2 separate regions of the Mus musculus genome follow, and region 2 is linked to region 1. A link is a loop called in an ENCODE intact Hi-C map of the cell type or tissue named here. Cell type or tissue: heart. All regions are shown on one strand. Each heading gives the region's core, and the rest is flanking DNA. Links, peaks and the distances in the headings are about the cores only.

Evidence for each region. A loop is a pair of places that touch in the nucleus more often than their neighbours do. Peaks named below come from ENCODE experiments on the same cell type or tissue, not always from the same donor. Only the 100,000 strongest peaks of a DNase experiment are listed, where the experiment ranks them.
Region 2: a loop joins it to region 1, with 8 times the contacts of the local background. A loop is called at or near these places in 9 of 42 quality-filtered maps.

The regions. Positions count from the first base shown.
Region 1 is chr11:89,298,837-89,307,520 of GRCm38, reverse strand. It overlaps Nog (noggin), which reads left to right and starts at 4,962. Exons shown (of 1, transcript NM_008711.2): 1 at 4,962-6,883. The coding sequence starts at 5,501. The coding sequence ends at 6,199. In heart, for the core only: a CTCF peak has its summit at 3,885 (motif pointing right); DNase peaks (open chromatin) are centred at 3,880 and 4,480; H3K4me3 peaks cover 4,667 bases; H3K27ac peaks cover 4,206 bases; H3K27me3 peaks cover 370 bases.
Region 2 is chr11:88,990,191-88,998,874 of GRCm38, reverse strand. It overlaps Coil (coilin), which reads right to left. Exons shown (of 7, transcript NM_016706.2): 7 at 7,262-8,207. The coding sequence ends at 8,133. Gm11496 (a long non-coding RNA gene) reads left to right here. Exons shown (of 3, transcript XR_388949.3): 2 at 2,363-2,473; 3 at 5,398-5,989. Among named protein-coding and RNA genes, the nearest start is that of Trim25, 4.9 kb to the left of the region's middle. In heart, for the core only: CTCF peaks have their summits at 1,390 (motif pointing right), 5,102 (motif pointing left) and 5,963; DNase peaks (open chromatin) are centred at 2,224 and 4,994.

The sequences.
Region 1 (8,684 bases), core at 451-8,450:
AGTGATGTGGCCAGGCCTGCCCCAGTTCCTAGGAAACCACAGGAACACACCACTCCATGGGCTTGGACAGAAAGGGATGGGTTGTGATATCCCTACCTTCATTTCCTCCAGTCAATGACAGAAAATGACAAGCATCTTAGCCCTCTAACTTCTTCTCTTTTTAAATTGCCAGATGTTACACTTAGTGGGGCAGCATCTAAAAGTGGTGATTGTCCTATGCCTAGGATGGTGCCAGCCATAAAAGATGGCTCTTCTCATGCCTTCTCCTTATGGCATCTCGTAGCCCTCTGACTTTTTGGTATCAAAGAGTCCCCGAGAGAAGTAAAGAGATTCACTGAAGGTCACACAGCAGATTTTCAGACATCCTATGTCCACTGAGCGGGGTGTTCCACACCCGCCTCAGGCCTTCTCTTTCAAGACCAAATGAAAAATTTTAAAAGTATATTCATAGAATCCCTCCAGGCTCCTCTTGCTGGAACATGGACCTGCTCAAGCAATTGTTCGAAAGAATCTTTCAGTTCTGTGCCAGGAATATTTTGTGGGACATACACCTGCCATGGGGACTGCCAAGGCTGACCCACATTGTAACTGATGATTGAACTTCCTATAAAAGCTAGTAAGGACCACAACCCCTGCGTACACATCCCACCTATGGAATAGCCCAAGAACTTCTAATGACTTTACTCCTGAAGGCTGACAGTTCCGAAGGGACAGCTCAACCATACACACTCAGAGCCAGGTGCTGGCATTAACTTCCATCAGCCCTCCCATACCTTCAGCCCTCTCTTGCTCCAACTAGAGGTAGCTGGCCAACTGAGGGCATCAGAGCTCTCCAAACAAAATACCACTCGGTGCATGCCCAACCCTAAGCGCCATGCTTGATGAGAGATCCTTTGCCCTCTTTAGATGCTACCATTCCATCAGGTGTGCAGTATCCTCACGTCACAGATGAGAAAGAAGCTGGCTGGTGTAAAGGTCACATTGCTGATGAGTGGCAGGGCCAGGACTCCAACCTCACTCCACTCAGTACAGAAGTTATCTTTTTGTGTTGAACCACCAGAGATGTAGCTCTTCCTCCATTCAGCATGCCCCAAGGTCCTTTGGCTATCCCTCATCTAGTGTGCTTCTTTTTTCTTTCAAACTCACATCCTATGTCTGAAGCATCCTCCTCTCCCTCATCAGATGGATACACCACTATCCTACATCAAGATAAATTGGCTAAATTTGAGCCATGCGTGGTGGCGCACGCTTTTAATCCCAGCACTTGGGAGGCAGAGGCAGGTGGATTTCTGAGTTCGAGGCCAGCCTGGTCTACAGAGTGAGTTCCAGGACAGCCAGGGCTACACAGAGAAACCCTGTCTCGAAAAACCAAAAAAAAAAAAAAAAAAAAAAAAAGATTAGCTAAATTTCCATTCTATCATTAAGATATTGCTCAGTCTAGTCTCTCAGAGCAATAACCCAGTGTTCCTTGGTACCTGAATATATGAGGCTGCTCCCCATTGTAGAGTGGAGTGGGGCTGTAGCCTCCCCAAATGTGGCATTTCCCAACTCGGCTTGTGGTTCGAGAACCCAATAATTTGAGAACCCAATACTGTGTATGTATAATAATAGCTCTAATACTCTTTTAGTTTGTCACAGTGTATCCTAAAATTCCAGACAACACTTAAAGACCAGCAGAAAGTGTTAAGTGTATCAAAAGGGAGCACAGCTTAAGGAAACCAATTTTGACAGCTTTATAGTGATCTACGGATTGTTCCAATGTCCTTTGAGTACTTCCTTCCTATGCTTGTCATCTCTCCCCTCTGGGGACTGCAGAAGGCTTGGCTGCAGGGTGGGGTCAGCTCTGCACTGTCTAACACTCGCATGGAGACATGCGTTTCCCTCTGATCTCCATGAATAAGTCACTGAGCCATCATCAAGTATGCATGGGTTCCCATTCTTCCTATGCTGTTCAGTCGGATCTATCCAGCCTACATAAAGGGCAGAAGGCTCTAGGTTGGCTTTTAAACAAAAACAGGTGATCAGGGGCTGGAGAGCTAGACGGCTGAGTGGTTAGGAGCTTTAGCTACTCTTCCAGAGGTCCTGGGTTCAACTCCCAGGACTCATCTGGATGATGATGGTGGCTCACAACTGTCTGTGCCTCATGTTCCAGGGGCACATGGCCTCTATAGGCACATGTGGTAAACAGATATGCATGCAGGCAAAACTCTCATACACATACAATAAAATAGTAATAAATTTAAAATAGTAATAAATTTGACAATTAAAAGAAAAACCCACAGGTGATTTGAAGGAAAAACGAAAGAAAAAACATCGCACAGTAAGTGAGCAATAGCTAGAACTTAACCCTGTCTCGGGAGAGCTGGGCTGGAGTTTATCTCCTCAAGTCTTTACCAGGAAAAAAATTTTTTTCTCTTAGTTGATTCTCAGCAGTGACAAAATTGCTCTGGAACATTTAATCTTCATGAGACAGCAAACGAATGCCAAACCACCATAAAACATATCAAAAAGCAAAGTCTGGGAGACCGTCTCAGATTATGTGCAAACCAGACTACTTTTTTAATTTTTAAAATTAGATTTATTGATTTTATTTTATGTGTGAGGCTTTTGCCTGCATACAAGTCTGTGTAACACTTGCATGCTTGGTGCCCACAGAGGTCAGAAAAGGCCATCAGATGTCCTAGAACTGGAGTTAAGGATGGCTGTGAGCCACCATGCTGGGAAAAGAACCCTGGTCCTCTGCGAAACAGTCGGTGCCCTTTACCACTGAGTCACCTCTCTAACCCTAAGACCTAGACCAATTTTTAAAAAACAATGATTGTTCCTAAATTGTTCCTATTTGTTCTTGAGGGTGTCCTAGAACTCACTGTGCAACTCAGGCTGGCCTTGAACTCATAATCCCCTCTCCCCAGCCTCCCATATGCAGGGACCACACTGATCCCAGTAGGTCACTTTTTTCTCCAGTGGTGACCAAAGCAAGACCTTGTTATAGACAGAACCCAGAGAGTCTAATTCTACTTGTCTAGTCATTACAGCTGTGGGAAGTGTTCACACCTGAAACTGGGCATCTCTCTCTATGGCTGAGGTCTTGCAGAAAAGTCATACAATGCAGTGCTTTCCCCCCTTAGGGGACTAGAAGGAAAACTAGACCTTCTAGTTTTGTTTGACCTTCTAGTTTTGTTTGACCAAACACACTAGACCTTCTAGTGTGTTTGAGGCTGTGACACTGGGAATGCCTAACTCCCACTCCTGGTGAATTCCAGGACATTCACTCCAGATATCTCTCCTCCACCCCTATCCAGATGGGATCACGTCACCATCATAAAGGACTCTGAGCTCGGTCTTGACCCAGCTCTTCCTCCAAAGGAAAACAGTTCCCATTTCTCATCAAAGGGTTTATTCCTTCTTTTCAATAAGCAGTGTCCCTTTGCTGGGCTGAATTTGGATTAGTGACCTAACTCAGTTGTTAGAACTATAAGATGGTTGGGGGGGGGGGGGAACTTAGGTCACTAATCCAAAAACTAAAGTTTAGAGTGCCACCCAAGCGACTTACCCAAGGTCTACATAGATGTGCCAGAGTGGACAGCATCCAGAACTAGGGTACCTTATTTCTAGTATACATTTCCTTTTCTAGTCACCACTCTCTGCCCACTGAGGCTGTTTGCCCCAGCCAGATGATGCAAACCTGTGTACTTGTGAAATCGAAGTACCTTGGAGGAAAATCTCAGGATCTTTGTTTACACTAAGTCTGGAGATCTATGAGAAAGCATTCAAAAGCATAAAGTGCCTGTCAGTGTGTAAATATGGCACAGATGCGCACACACACACACACACACACACACCAGCCAGAACTAAATGCAGGGATCACAAAGGGCCAGCAGAGGGCGCGCCGCCCCCAGGGAGGTGAGAGCTAGTTGTACCAAGCAGCGAAGATTAGGAGAGCCACAGGCTAGGAGGATGTACCTCTATCTCCCCGCCACTCACCCGGTAGGACTAGGCGAAGGAGGAGGGTGAGAAGACCCCCGACTCCCCGCTTCGTGGATCTGAGGGGCAGAGAAGGGGTGCTACCTAGAAATTACATCACGCTGCGCAACGCTGCGGCTCTTGGTGTGTGTGTGTGTGTGTGTGTGTGTGTGTGTGTGTGTGTGTGTGTGTGTGTGTGTGTGTGTTGGGGGGAGGGGACTTACCCCAAGCCCGAGAGAGAGAGAGAGAGAGAGAGAGAGAGAGAGAGAGAGAGAGAGAGAGAGAGAGAGAGAGAGAGTGTAAAAAAGACACGCACCCGGGAAAATGCTCCATGCACATGGAGAAATTTCTTGCTAGGAACTGCACTGGAAACCGGGCCCCCGGCATCTCCCTGCTGCTCCCCTCCCGGTACAAATCACTCAGCTAGTGAGAGTCCCCCAGCCCCACCTCGACAACCCCACACCCCTCAACTCCAGCCCTGCACCCTCCAGCCTGGCTCCAGCGCCGCCACGAGCTTTCCCCGGGACTGGCCCTGGCGGGGCGCCTAGAGCCCCATTGCATTGCTCCAGGAGAAAGGAGGGGGGCGGTGCATTTTGTAGGAGGAGGAGAACCGGGGCGGGGGTTGGGGGGGGGAGAGAAAATTGCGCGGAGACCTGCCAAGCGCCACCGCCGCCGCCGCCACCGCCGCTGCCGCGCCGCCGCCGCCTGTGAGCTCCGGCGGGCAGCCTGACTGTCGGCTTCCCGGGGCATCTGGGTCCGGCGGGGCACAGTCCTGGGCGCTGCCGGAGCCGCCGCCGCCGCCGCCGCCGCGGCGACCAGTGCAGTCGCTTTCCCCCCGAGCCCGTGCGTCTCCGGCTCCTCGCGGGTGGAGGAGTTGGGGGTGGGGTTGTTGTTTGGGGGGAAGAAGGGGGAGGGGGCAACGCGGAGAGAGAGTCAGTGGTTTCCATGGTGATGGAGCTGAAAGTGCAGGAAATTTAAAGGCTTGGACCCTGCGAGACAGACAAACCGGTGCCAACGTGCGCGGACGCCGCCGCCGCCACCGCCGCCACCGCCGCTGGAGTCCGCCGGGCAGAGCCGGCTGCGCTGCCCGGAGCAGGCAGAGAGAAGTGGCCCAGGACCCGCTCTACCGGAGGCTCCGCACAGAGAAACAAGACGCCGAGCGACCGGAGGAGGAGGAGGGAAAAGGCTCGTCCACGCGCCCTGCGCCGCCGGCAGCCCGGGAGAACAGCGAGGAGCCGGCGCCCCCAGCGCCCCACGGTCGCGCTGGAGTAATCTCGGATGCCCGACCGCGGCCGCCTTCCCAAGTAGAGCGGCGGGGGGGAATTGCGACCAACTCGTGCGCGTCTTCTGCGCCGCGGCGGGAGCCGGCGCTGCGCGAACGGCTCTCCTCGCGGCTCATGCTGCCTGCCCTGCGCCTGCTCAGCCTCGGGTGAGCCACCTCCGGAGGGACCGGGGAGCACGGCAGCGCCGCGGACTCGGCGTGCTCTCCTCCGGGGACGCGGGACGAAGAGGCAGCCCCGGGGCGCGCGCGGGAGGCATGGAGCGCTGCCCCAGCCTGGGGGTCACCCTCTACGCCCTGGTGGTGGTCCTGGGGCTGCGGGCAGCACCAGCCGGCGGCCAGCACTATCTACACATCCGCCCAGCACCCAGCGACAACCTGCCCCTGGTGGACCTCATCGAACATCCAGACCCTATCTTTGACCCTAAGGAGAAGGATCTGAACGAGACGCTGCTGCGCTCGCTGCTCGGGGGCCACTACGACCCGGGCTTTATGGCTACTTCGCCCCCTGAGGACCGACCCGGAGGGGGCGGGGGACCGGCTGGAGGTGCCGAGGACCTGGCGGAGCTGGACCAGCTGCTGCGGCAGCGGCCGTCGGGGGCCATGCCGAGCGAGATCAAAGGGCTGGAGTTCTCCGAGGGCTTGGCCCAAGGCAAGAAACAGCGCCTGAGCAAGAAGCTGAGGAGGAAGTTACAGATGTGGCTGTGGTCACAGACCTTCTGCCCGGTGCTGTACGCGTGGAATGACCTAGGCAGCCGCTTTTGGCCACGCTACGTGAAGGTGGGCAGCTGCTTCAGCAAGCGCTCCTGCTCTGTGCCCGAGGGCATGGTGTGTAAGCCATCCAAGTCTGTGCACCTCACGGTGCTGCGGTGGCGCTGTCAGCGGCGCGGGGGTCAGCGCTGCGGCTGGATTCCCATCCAGTACCCCATCATTTCCGAGTGTAAGTGTTCCTGCTAGAACTCGGGGGGGCCCCCTGCCCGCGCCCAGACACTTGATGGATCCCCACCAACGCCCCCCCTACCCCCACCACCTCCAACCAGTTTCACCACCCTCTAGCGAGGGTTTTCAATGAACTTTTTTTCTTCTTGGCTACAGAGACCTGGCTTTCTGGTTCCTGTAATGCACTGTTTAACTGTGTAGGAATGTATATGTGTGTGTATATACGGTCCCAGTTTTAATTTACTTATTAAAAGGTCAGTATTATACGTCAAAAGTTACCCGGCTTCTACTGTATTTTAAAAAGGCAAGCAAAAGGAAAAAAGAGCAGAGAAAAGAGAGACTTATTCTGGTTGTTGGTAATAATGTTAACCTGCTATTTATATCCCAGTACCCTTCGCATGGCGAAGCAGGGGGGAAAAGTTATTTTTTCTTAAAAGTACAAAGAGAGGGGGAACTTTTGTAGAAGGACTTTTTTTTTAAAAAAAAGCTATTTTCCATTCTTCGGAAAGTGTTTTGATTTTCCTTAGACCTCGAAGAAGTTATAGAGTTCAATGTTATTTTACAGTTATTGTAAATATAGAGAACAAATGGAATGACTAATCATTGTAAATTAAGAGTATCTGCTATTTATTCTTTATAATATCCCGTGTAGTAAATAAGGAAGAAGTGCAGAACAGGATTAAAGAAAACCACTAAAACCGACTGGGCTCTACACTGTGATTCACTTGTGTTGGTGATTGATGGGGGGGTGGGTGTCGCCGAGCTTACTACGCCTATTGGGAGACATGCTCATCCGTTCGTACTCCCCCCCCCCTTGTGGGGTGATGAAGGTGACTGTAAAATTTTCAGTGTGTGTGCCGGGGCGGGGGGGGGGGGGTGTTATTCTCAAACCCCATCTTTTAAGTATCATGTGGCTTTCTGCAGAGTCTCCAAGGGTACCCTCCCCGGTGACACGAAAGCTCAGGCCTATAGTGACCTCGACACCCAGCCGGCCCCCTGGAGCTGACCCCGGGCTGGGCCGATGAGGGCGGGAGGGAGGGGGCGGCTGCTTTGTCCAGGCTGACAGGCCCTTCACAATGGGGACACGTGTCTTTCACACCTTCCCTGGGGGCGGAGTGCCGCTGAAACTTGACCCCCGAGGAATGGGGGGGGGTGTCAGAGCGCGCCCACCCAGATCCAGCCACCCCTCCCTCCTTGCACCCCCACCACAATATCCAGCCCTTGTTAACCCTTTGCACGCCCAGAAACTATGGTGGTTACGGCTAAAGTGACCCCTTGAATTCAACTACATACAACCTCAGGGATCCTGCAGGTCTGGAGCCCCCACGTCCCAGACCCACAACTGACTAGGGAGAGATAATTTGGATATTTGACACTCACATGGGCCTCTTCCAGGACCTAAGGAAGACTGAGGTCCCAAATTTCAGAGGTGTGTGAATCTGGGTACAAATCACCAACTCTGGGACCTGCACTGAGGAGAGGGACATGACACCCCCCTTCCCTGGACATTTACTCCACTTGGGGTTGAGAAGGGAGGGGAAATCAAAATGGGATTTTTGCTCTTTAGGACAGATGCAAAGTTACCCCTTAAAGGTTCGGGTGAATATCACTGTACCCCACCCTTAAAAATTCATTTTCTTGGAACCGGCTCTAGACTCTCCCGTGCATCTCTTCACCTCAATCCCCAGTGGCCGTCATCCACTCAGCTCCACGTGGGCCGGCTTCCTGACACCGCTCCCCGCTCCTTTTATTTATCTTGGACTCCACAGTCGCTCTCCTTTGCTCCCTTCCCCACCCCCTTGCCACCTCGTCGCGCCTCCCTCCAAGCCTCCTGTCCTCTGCCTCTCCTCCCCCCCCCCCCGAGCTGCCCCCCCCCCCGGAGTCGCAGCGAATCTATGCTAATTATTTCAAACCTGCGCCGAGTCCCCAGCTCAGTCTCAATGCCCCGGGCCCCGCCCTCCCTGTCCCTCCAGCCCGGCGCTTTCTTCCCTCCCGACGCAGCCTCGGTGGCTCCTCATTTCAATAGCCTGGCCCGGGAGCCGGAGCCCCCTCCCCGGCGCTGCCTCCGTCAGCCGTGGGACAGACGTTAGGGTATTCATTAACTGGGAGCCGAGGAATAACGGCATTATTCCCCCAGAGAGGGCACCCTGCCCCCGCGACTATCTGAGGCTTCATTGTAAAAGGATTAAAAGTTAAAGACCTCCATCTTATGATTCTTTCATTTAATCTTTCTGGCGCCTGGGAGACATGCTCGATGGATGATGGCTTTTAAAATATTCCTAATGTCGGCTACCTTAAGACTCCAAGCCGGGCAAACAAACGTAATTTATTTCCAGAAGAAAGAGGATATTGAGATGTTTAAGTTTATGAACCGCCGTCCCCATGTATATTTGTTAAGTTCTGACAAATACCCAAATAACGTTAAAAATCAGCCATTCATCACTTATGAATTTATGCAAAACTTTCTATGCCCCGGGCCAATATTTTTGTAGACAGAGTTTCA
Region 2 (8,684 bases), core at 453-8,452, 310 kb after region 1:
ACAACAGAATATGAGACCTAAACACAATTACTAAAACCCTGGTTAAGACTGCACAAAATTGACACCCCCCTCCCCCAATAACATACACATAATAATTTAAGGAAAAGAAAAGAAACAAAACACAATTCTATGGACTGTGGCTGTCTTCCCCTTCCCTTCCCGCTCCGTTCCCCCTCCCTTCCCCTTCCCTTCCCCCTCCCTTCCCCTTCCCTTCCCCCTCCCTTCCCCTTCCCTCCAGCTGTGCTGCCTTTGTATGCAGCTCCCTCTTCTTTCCTGATGGTGGGCTCTGACAAATCTCCTCCCAAGCCCTAAAGGCAGGACCCTATGGTCATCCATTCAGATCTGGTGTTCCTTTTATGGTAGATGATCTTTAAAACAACAACAACAAAACCTAATATTACAAAAGTTGGGTGTCACAACTTTTGCCCCAAGTCAGCTCCAGCCACCGGTCCTTAAGCCAATTAAATGAGCCTACTTAAAAGAGGAAAACAGAAAAAAGAGACCCAGCAAACCCCTCAAGTCCACCTTCCCCGTTCTGAAGTGAGAACAGAGTTAAAACAGAAGGCAAAAATATTTGTATCTAAGTGCCAGTCCAGACCTGGTCCAGCCTACCAGTGGCCCATCATTGTCTGGGATTCAATCTCATTTGGTAAGCTGTTCTGTCCCACAAGCTGTACTAACTGTGAAATCTTTTCCCAGGAGACAAATTCTCCCTCTGGTCTCTCCCAGCATGAGATTCCAAGGAAACTCCCATTTCTCTGGGGTTCACTGTTTCAATAATGTAACAGATTGAGACACAAGTGTCTCTTAAGAATTTCTTCATCTAAGCCAGATTGGTTATAATACTTTTAAATTGGGTGAGGTGGGACACACCTATTATCCCAGAACTCTCTCTGGGGAGACTGAAGCAGGAGGAACTCAAATTCAAGGCCAGCCTGGGCTACATAGAACCCACCCTACCCTCACTTAAGTAATAAGGGTCTGGGAATATAGCTTGGTGGTAAAGTCCTTTGCCTAGCAATTTTCAATACTGAAAAAAAAAAAAAGAGAAATTTTTACTCACTTGGGATTTGGGGACTCCCAAATTTAACAAATGTTTTCTCTCTTATATGTGCACATACAGTATTTTTTAAAAAAAGATTTATTTATATTATGTACATTGTAGCTGTCTTCAGACAAACCATAAGAGGGGTATTATATCCCATTACGGATGGTTGTGAGCCACCATGTGGTTGCTGGGAATTGAACTCAGGACCTCTGGAAGAGCAGTCAGTGCTCTTAACTGCTGAGTCATCTCTCCAGCCTTCACACACAATTTTTTTAAAAAGATTTATTTATTTATTATATGTAAGTACACTGTAGCTGTCCTCAGACACTCCAGAAGAGGGCGCCAGATCTCATTACGGATAGTTGTGAGCCACCATGTGGTTGCTGGGATTTGAACTTGGGACCTTCAGAAGAGCAGTTGGCGCTATTAACCACTGAGCCATCTCGACAGCCCCCTTCACACACAATATTGAAGCTTCAATTTTTTTTTTTCAAAATCATTCATTTAGGCTTACATTGTTTTTAGTTCTGTAAGGCAGTCCTGCAATCTGGGCTGAGTGCAGAACAGAAGGGTGGACAGGAGAATCCGAGTGTCTGATGGGAAATTCCACTGTGGGAAAGAAGCTCCTTGAGGGATTATGGGAGTTTACCTTGGATGACAATGTTAAGCAGCCAAAAGGACAAGGTAAATATCTCATAGTATCTAATAGCCATTGTTTATGAGGCACCTACTGTGTGCCAAACAAATGGAGAATATTACCAAGACACCTTTACGAAGCCCTAAGAGGGGCATCCTACATCCATTTTTATTGTGAAGGTCAGGATACTGTTACAAAGGAGCTGGGATGAGCTTGGGGCTGCCCAGCATAACATCCTAAGCGCTGGTTCCCCTAAGTTTCATCACATGGACTTCTGTTTCCACAAGACTTATCATCCCATCTATTCTGGTTCGTATTTTGGTGGTGGTAGTTGTCTGCATGGAAAAAGAAGAAAACATTCTGCTGGGGTGGAAGGCTGGGAGTCCTTACCACAACCTGTGAAGTAGATAAAACCATCCCACTTTACAGAGAAAAAAGAAACAAAAAGGCTTAGAGAAGCCAAGCAATCCAGCCAAGACAATGGATGCTGGCACACGCCCTATCTGGTTCCAGAAGGCAAGTATTTCCTACTACAAAATGCTGCCTGCCTGTCTGCCTGCCAAGGGAGGGAGGAGACAGTTTCCAGGAAATGAACAGTATAGAATCCACCTCTAACCTAATTATCGTGGGTGGAGGAGTCTGGTGACTCAAGGGGAAATGTGGAATTCTCTTTCTAGGCTGAATCGTTGAGAAAGGCTGGTTGGACAATGACGATCATTTGGAGAGCCGAGCACGCTCCGTGTTTATCAAATTCCAAGGGGGAGATAGTCACAAAGACCTATTACACGGTAGGTGTGCTACAGAGCAAGAGCTGAAGGAGTCTGAGGCAAACAGATCTGCCTTCTAATACAGAGATCATTGAAGTAGAGTGTCCCGGGAGGCATGGGTTTCTCATCTGTGAAGCCCGGAGCCCCACACATCTCCCCCACCTTTTAGTTTATATACACACATGGCAGGTGGTAATGCGCAGGATGGCCCATAACCTTTACTGGGATCCGCTGATGGGAGACCAGGGATCGGCTGGCAGGGTGTGTTTGTTTTTTGATATAGCTGATATCTTCCGTCCAGCAATGTTGCACAGCCAAATGGGACCTGGTTGGTCAAGAGAGGACTAAATACCTGGCCTGATCCAGGTGATGGCTGGCAATCATAATAGGATTCCTGCTCTGAGTCTAGAGGATAGGAAAAGTAGGTGGAGGAACAAGCCTCATTTACCTGTAAATATAACACCGATTATTCCCATCCATCGGGGCAGCCCTCATTAAACTTGAGCTATAGTTCCAACACACCCTTGTGAAGGATGCTGATCCTCAGCTGAGAGAGAGCCAGAGAGGCTGGGGATGTAGCTTAGTGCAGGAATGTGTGCAGATCAAAGGTTAAGGGTGGGGGTGGGGGAGCCAGAGGCCTACTGTGTGTAGGCTCAAATGACCAAAGACCCACTATGCAATAGGCTTGTAACAGACTCAGCCTGAGCTCCAGATGGGAGAAGGTCCCAGAATCTAGGTCTCTTAGCTCAGGCTGTTTGTTTTTTTGTTTTTTAATTTTGTTTGGTTGTTGTTGTTGTTGTTTTTAAATGTGCTGTCATATCTATGCCTGGAAACATTTAAAAACAATCTCCTACTGTCTCCAGATTTTGAAAAAGATCCTCATTATATAGCCCAGACTAACCTCAAATTCCTCCGGCTTCTGCCAAGGTTATTCCTAACCATAAAATAAATGTAAAGACATCTAAGAAGCTTCTCTTTTTATTCCCATACTACGATCGTGTTTTGATGGAGAAACTCTCGTTGGTTTAATCAGCACTGATCCGGAGGGCTTTTCTGCCTTATTTGGCTAGCATCCCCACTGTATGAATGGAATGTACTCCCAACCTCCTGGGACAACCAAAGGGCATGTGTATTATCATTTTATATATTGCTGGATTTGATTTGCTCATTTTTCTTAACATTTATTTATTTATTTTGGTTTTTCAAGACAGGGCTTCTCTGTATAGCCCTGGCTGTCCTGGAACTCACTCTGTAGACCAGGCTGGCCTCGAACTCAGAAATCCGCCTGCCTCTGCCTCCCAAGTGCTGGGATTAAAGGCGTGCGCCACCACCTCCCAGCTTCATTTTTAAAATTATATTGTGCCGGGCATGGTGGTATTTGTTTAATCCCAGCACTTGGGAGGCAGAGGCAGGCCGATTTCTGAGTTCGAGACCAGCCTGGTCTACAAAGTGAGTTCCAGGACAGCCAGGGATACACAGAGAAACCCTGTCTCGAAAAACAAACAAACAAACAAATTAAATTGTGTGTGTGTGTGTGTGTGTGTGTCTGTGTGTGTGTGTCTGTGTGTGCTCGCGAGTGTGTGTCCATGTAAAGGTGAGAGGAGAACCTGAGGAAGACGATTCCTTTCCAATGTGGATTCCGTGGACAGAACTCAGGCTGTCAGCCTTGGCTACAATCGCCTTCATCTGATGACCCATCCTGGAGGCTTACCCTCCTTTTTTTCTTTCTTTTTCCTCTTCCTCTTTTTTTTTTCCTTTTTTAAACGGGGTCTCCTGCAGCCCAAAATGACTATGCTATATAGCTGAGCATGACCTTGAACATCTGACCCTTCCCCCTCCACCTCCAAAGTACTAACTATAGGCATGTGCCACCACACTCAATTTGTGTAACGTTGGGGATCAAACCTAGGGTTTTGTGTGTTTTAGGCAAGCACGAGATTGAGTTATAACCACAGTCAGGAATTGCTCTTTTTTTACAGAGATTATGTTAGTCAGCATCTCATGATGATGATGAATACCAGGGATGACAGAGTAACAGGAAAGGGTGAACCCTGACTTTTTTGGGGTGCTACTTTATGATCAATTGGTCGCCTTCCTTCCAGTCTGTCCTGCAGAAGCACATAGTAGCAGGCATGCCTGGCCGAGCAAAACCTCACCACGCCTCTGGAAGCCTGTCAGTATGGGGTACCCTCCTGTAACCACCTGTAGCTGCCTGCAGCCACACTAACTGGATTCCTGAGTGGGAGGCTGGAGCTGTATGGAAGGAAACGGCGAGAGAAATGATGGAGGCCACGACATGTTTCTGTTCAAGGCCCCCACAAAGTTTACTAAAAGTCTGTGCTTATAAAGGGGGGAGGCCCATCCCCCGCCAATCCATTCTTGGTGCCTGTCGCCAGCCTGTAGGTAGATCTACTGGATGCTGTCTCCGGAATATCTCAAGGGCCTCCCAGCAGGTACCAGTGTCTTAGAGAAGAGCAGCAGCAGGTGACAGAACAATAGAGCCTTATAAGTTGGAAGGCTCCACCCCAGGTGGTCTCATACTCAGTGGCTAGGTCAAAGCCAGCCTACTCAAGGCTAGAGGAAGCTACACCCTTCCTCCGTGAGTAACACTCAGGCCTTCAAAGGGTTCCACCTCTCGAGAGTGCCACCATGTGGACACAAACCTTTACCACATTTACCACACGCGTGCTGGATGCTAAATGTCAGAGAAACACAAGCTTACTGTGCTCCTGAGAGACAATGCTCTATACACTAATGAAGATATCTAGGTCAGGCAGTGCAGTCTAGGTCAGGTCACTTTCATAAAGGAAACTGAGAATGTCCTGCGCTCTGAAAGATCTTGTGCTTCTTCGCAGCCTCATGAACCCTTCTTCATCAGGAATTTTCTCTAAGATAAAGCTTTGAATTGTCAATTACATTTCTTTTAACATTTTTTTCTTTTTTAGATTTGTTATGCCTAATGACCATCATGCCTGTATGCACCTGTGCCCGTGTACGCCTGTGGGATTAGAATAGGGCACTGGAGTCCCTGGGACTGGAGTCACATGCTTTTGACAGCTGCACCTTTGAGCCATCTCTCCAGCCCCATGAATCCAAGCTCTCCCGCTGCTGAAACAACGTTCTGAATGTGGAGCTGAGGAGTCGGCTTGGCTTGGTGGTTAAGAGCACTTGTTGCTCCTGCAGAGAACATGGAGTTCCGATTCTCAGCACTCACATGGCAGCTCTGTTGTCTGTTACTCCAAGAGCTATGGTGTCCTCTTCTGGCCTCTGTGGGCACCACCCATGCACACACCCATGCACAGACATATATCCATACACATTAAAAAAAGATCAGGGGCTGGTGAGATGTCTCAGTGGGTAAGAGCACCCGACTGCTCTTCGGAAGGTCCAGAGTTCAAATCCCAGCAACCACATGGTGGCTCACAACCATCTGTAACAAGATCTGACGCCCTCTTCTGGAGTGTCTGAAGACAGCTACAGTGTACTTACATATAATAAATAAATAAATAAATAAATCTTAAAAAAATTTTAAAAAAAGATCAGATTTTTAATTTGTTCTTATGTACCTTTTATGTTTTTCAATGCATGTGTCCATTTCTTTATATTAATACACATTTTACCATGTGGCTGCTATCTTGACATGCTAGTATTTTTCCTATTTTTATTTGAGAAATAATTTCATTTATCATAAAAAGTGACTGGGGGTGTGTCTGTGTGTATTCATAAAAAGGTCAGAAGTCTCCACTCTGCTTTTTCTGTTTATAGATTTTAAAATTTTTATTTCAACCGGTATGGTGGCTTACACTCAGGAGGCTGCGACACAGGCAAGCAAATCTCCATGAGCTTGAGGCCAGTTTGGTTTACACAGCAAGGAGTTCCAGGCTAGCCAGAGCTCATGAATTAGACACTGTGTCAGAATTTATTAATGTAATGATGTTTATGTCTGGGTGGTGGGGATACACTCATGGGGCAGGTGCTCAAGGCATCAGAGATGTCAGGACTTGAACTCATGTCCTCTGTAAATGCAGAATGTGTTCTTAACCACTGAGCCCATTCCAGCCCTTTATAAAGAAATACACAAATACTTCTTCATAGGGGAAGAAACCCAGTCAACACATGGCTGTGTACATAAATAAAGCCAAAGTTCCATAAAACAAATTTTAATTCACTGGACACGATACACGTATTTTTCTAAATGCTTGCCTTTTTCAGAGCTGCAAATGAGCCCTAGAGGTTTTTATTATCTTTGTTTGTTTGTTTGTTTTAGACAGGGTTTCTCTGTACAGCCCTGGTTGTCCTGGAACTCAGTTTGTAGACCAGGCTAGCCTCAAACTCAGAAATCCGCCTGCCACTGCCTCCCGAGTGCTGGGATTAAAGGCGTGCGCCACCACGCCAGGCTAAAGATTATTTATTATTATATGTAAGTAGACTGTAGCTGTCTTCAGACAGACACACCAGAAGAGGGCATCAGATATCATTACGGATGGTTATAAGCCACCATGTGGTTGCTGGGATTTGAACTCAGGACCTCTGGAAGAGTAGTCAGTGCTTTTAACCACTGAGCCATATCTCTCTACCCCCCCATACACACACACACACACACACACACACACACATATATATATATATATATATATATATCTTTTTTTTTTTTTTTGAGATACTGTTTCACGATGTAGCCCAGGCTGTCCCTGAACTCGTAAACCTCCTGTGTTAGCCTCCCAGGTGCAAAGCAAGCCTCCTTGTTATGAACATGATTATGAACCAAGTTAACTATTGGCAGAACGAAAACATAACTCAGAGTGGACATTGAGTTTGATATGATTTTATTTAAAAATTTGCAAGGTTGAAGGAGGAATCTGATTTTTCGTTCAAAGAAAGCAATTTTGCAGTTTATATTCAGCCTTTAGCTTCATGCTGAAGAAAACAACAGAAAAGGAAATTTCTGTTTAAGATCCTCTCTTCAGTTATGAGGAGCCCAAGTTCCTTGCATTGTGCAGCAAGGCCCCTTGCCCCAGCCTGGTCTGAGGCTCACGCCCAGCCTTCTGGCAGTGGGAGGCCAGCGCTCCTCCACACAATACAACAAGGATGCCTCCCCACTGCGGGCTGCGCGGGCTCCTAGGAGTCCTGTGTTTCACATCTGGAAAGTGTGAAAGGACTCTTTAACTCATCACCTCTGACAAATCCAACCCCACTAACTCCTGAGGAGAGCAGGGAGAAACTGTGGAATGGGCGAGATGCTCTATGCTTCACAGAACAGCTCACATGTCAAAAATTAAGTCAAGAAACATGCCTTAGTACTTTACAATGTGACTTAAAAGAAACAAAGCAAGATGCACAGCACATTCTTGTGTGTGGTACTGTAAACTCCTACGGACGATTGCTACTGGTAGCCAAACAGGTGTGAAGGAGCCTAGCACACCGCCATTTTGGTCAGCACCCAGGTTTTCAAGTGGGTTACTGAATTTAGCCAGAAGGAAATAAGGATCTATAAACTAACAACTTTGTTACTCTAAATGATGAGGTAGATCTTTTTTTCCTAATATGGTAAAGTGAAGAGAAACAGAAAGTCTACACAACATTTAGTCTTCTTTTTAAAATCTTCAGGCTATACCCATGGTCCCAAACAATGCGGTTACGGAGCGCGGGGTGGCGAGGCCAGAGGTCAGATCCAGACACCTTATGTACTCGAGATGCTACCTGAAGAGTCAATGATCAGCCTCGGATCGATCAACTCTCTCCAGAGCACGGTGATCTAAGGGAAAAAGACAAAACACCACACTTAATTCATTCTTGACTCCACGTAAGCTAAAATCTATAGATTAGTTAAGCAAGTTTCTGTGAAGAATGGTTAGATAATGAAAATACTTTCAAAGCTAATAAAACTGAGTTTAATCACTTTTGTTTTGTTTTGTTTTGTTTTGTTTTTGGATACAGGGTTTCTCTGTGTAGCCCTGGCTGTCCTGGGACTCACTTTGTAGACCAGGCTGGCCTCGAACTCAGAAATCCGCCTGCCTCTGCCTCCTGAGTGCTGGGAATAAAGGCGTGCGCCACCACTGCCCGGTTGAGTTTAATCACTTGAAATGCATCAACTTTTATGTTAAACATATTTCTTTTCTTTTTTTAAAAAAATTTATTTATTTATTACATGTAAGTACACTGTAGCTGTCTTCAGACACCAGAGGAGGGCACCAGATCTCATTACGGATGGTTGTGAGCCACCATGTGGTTG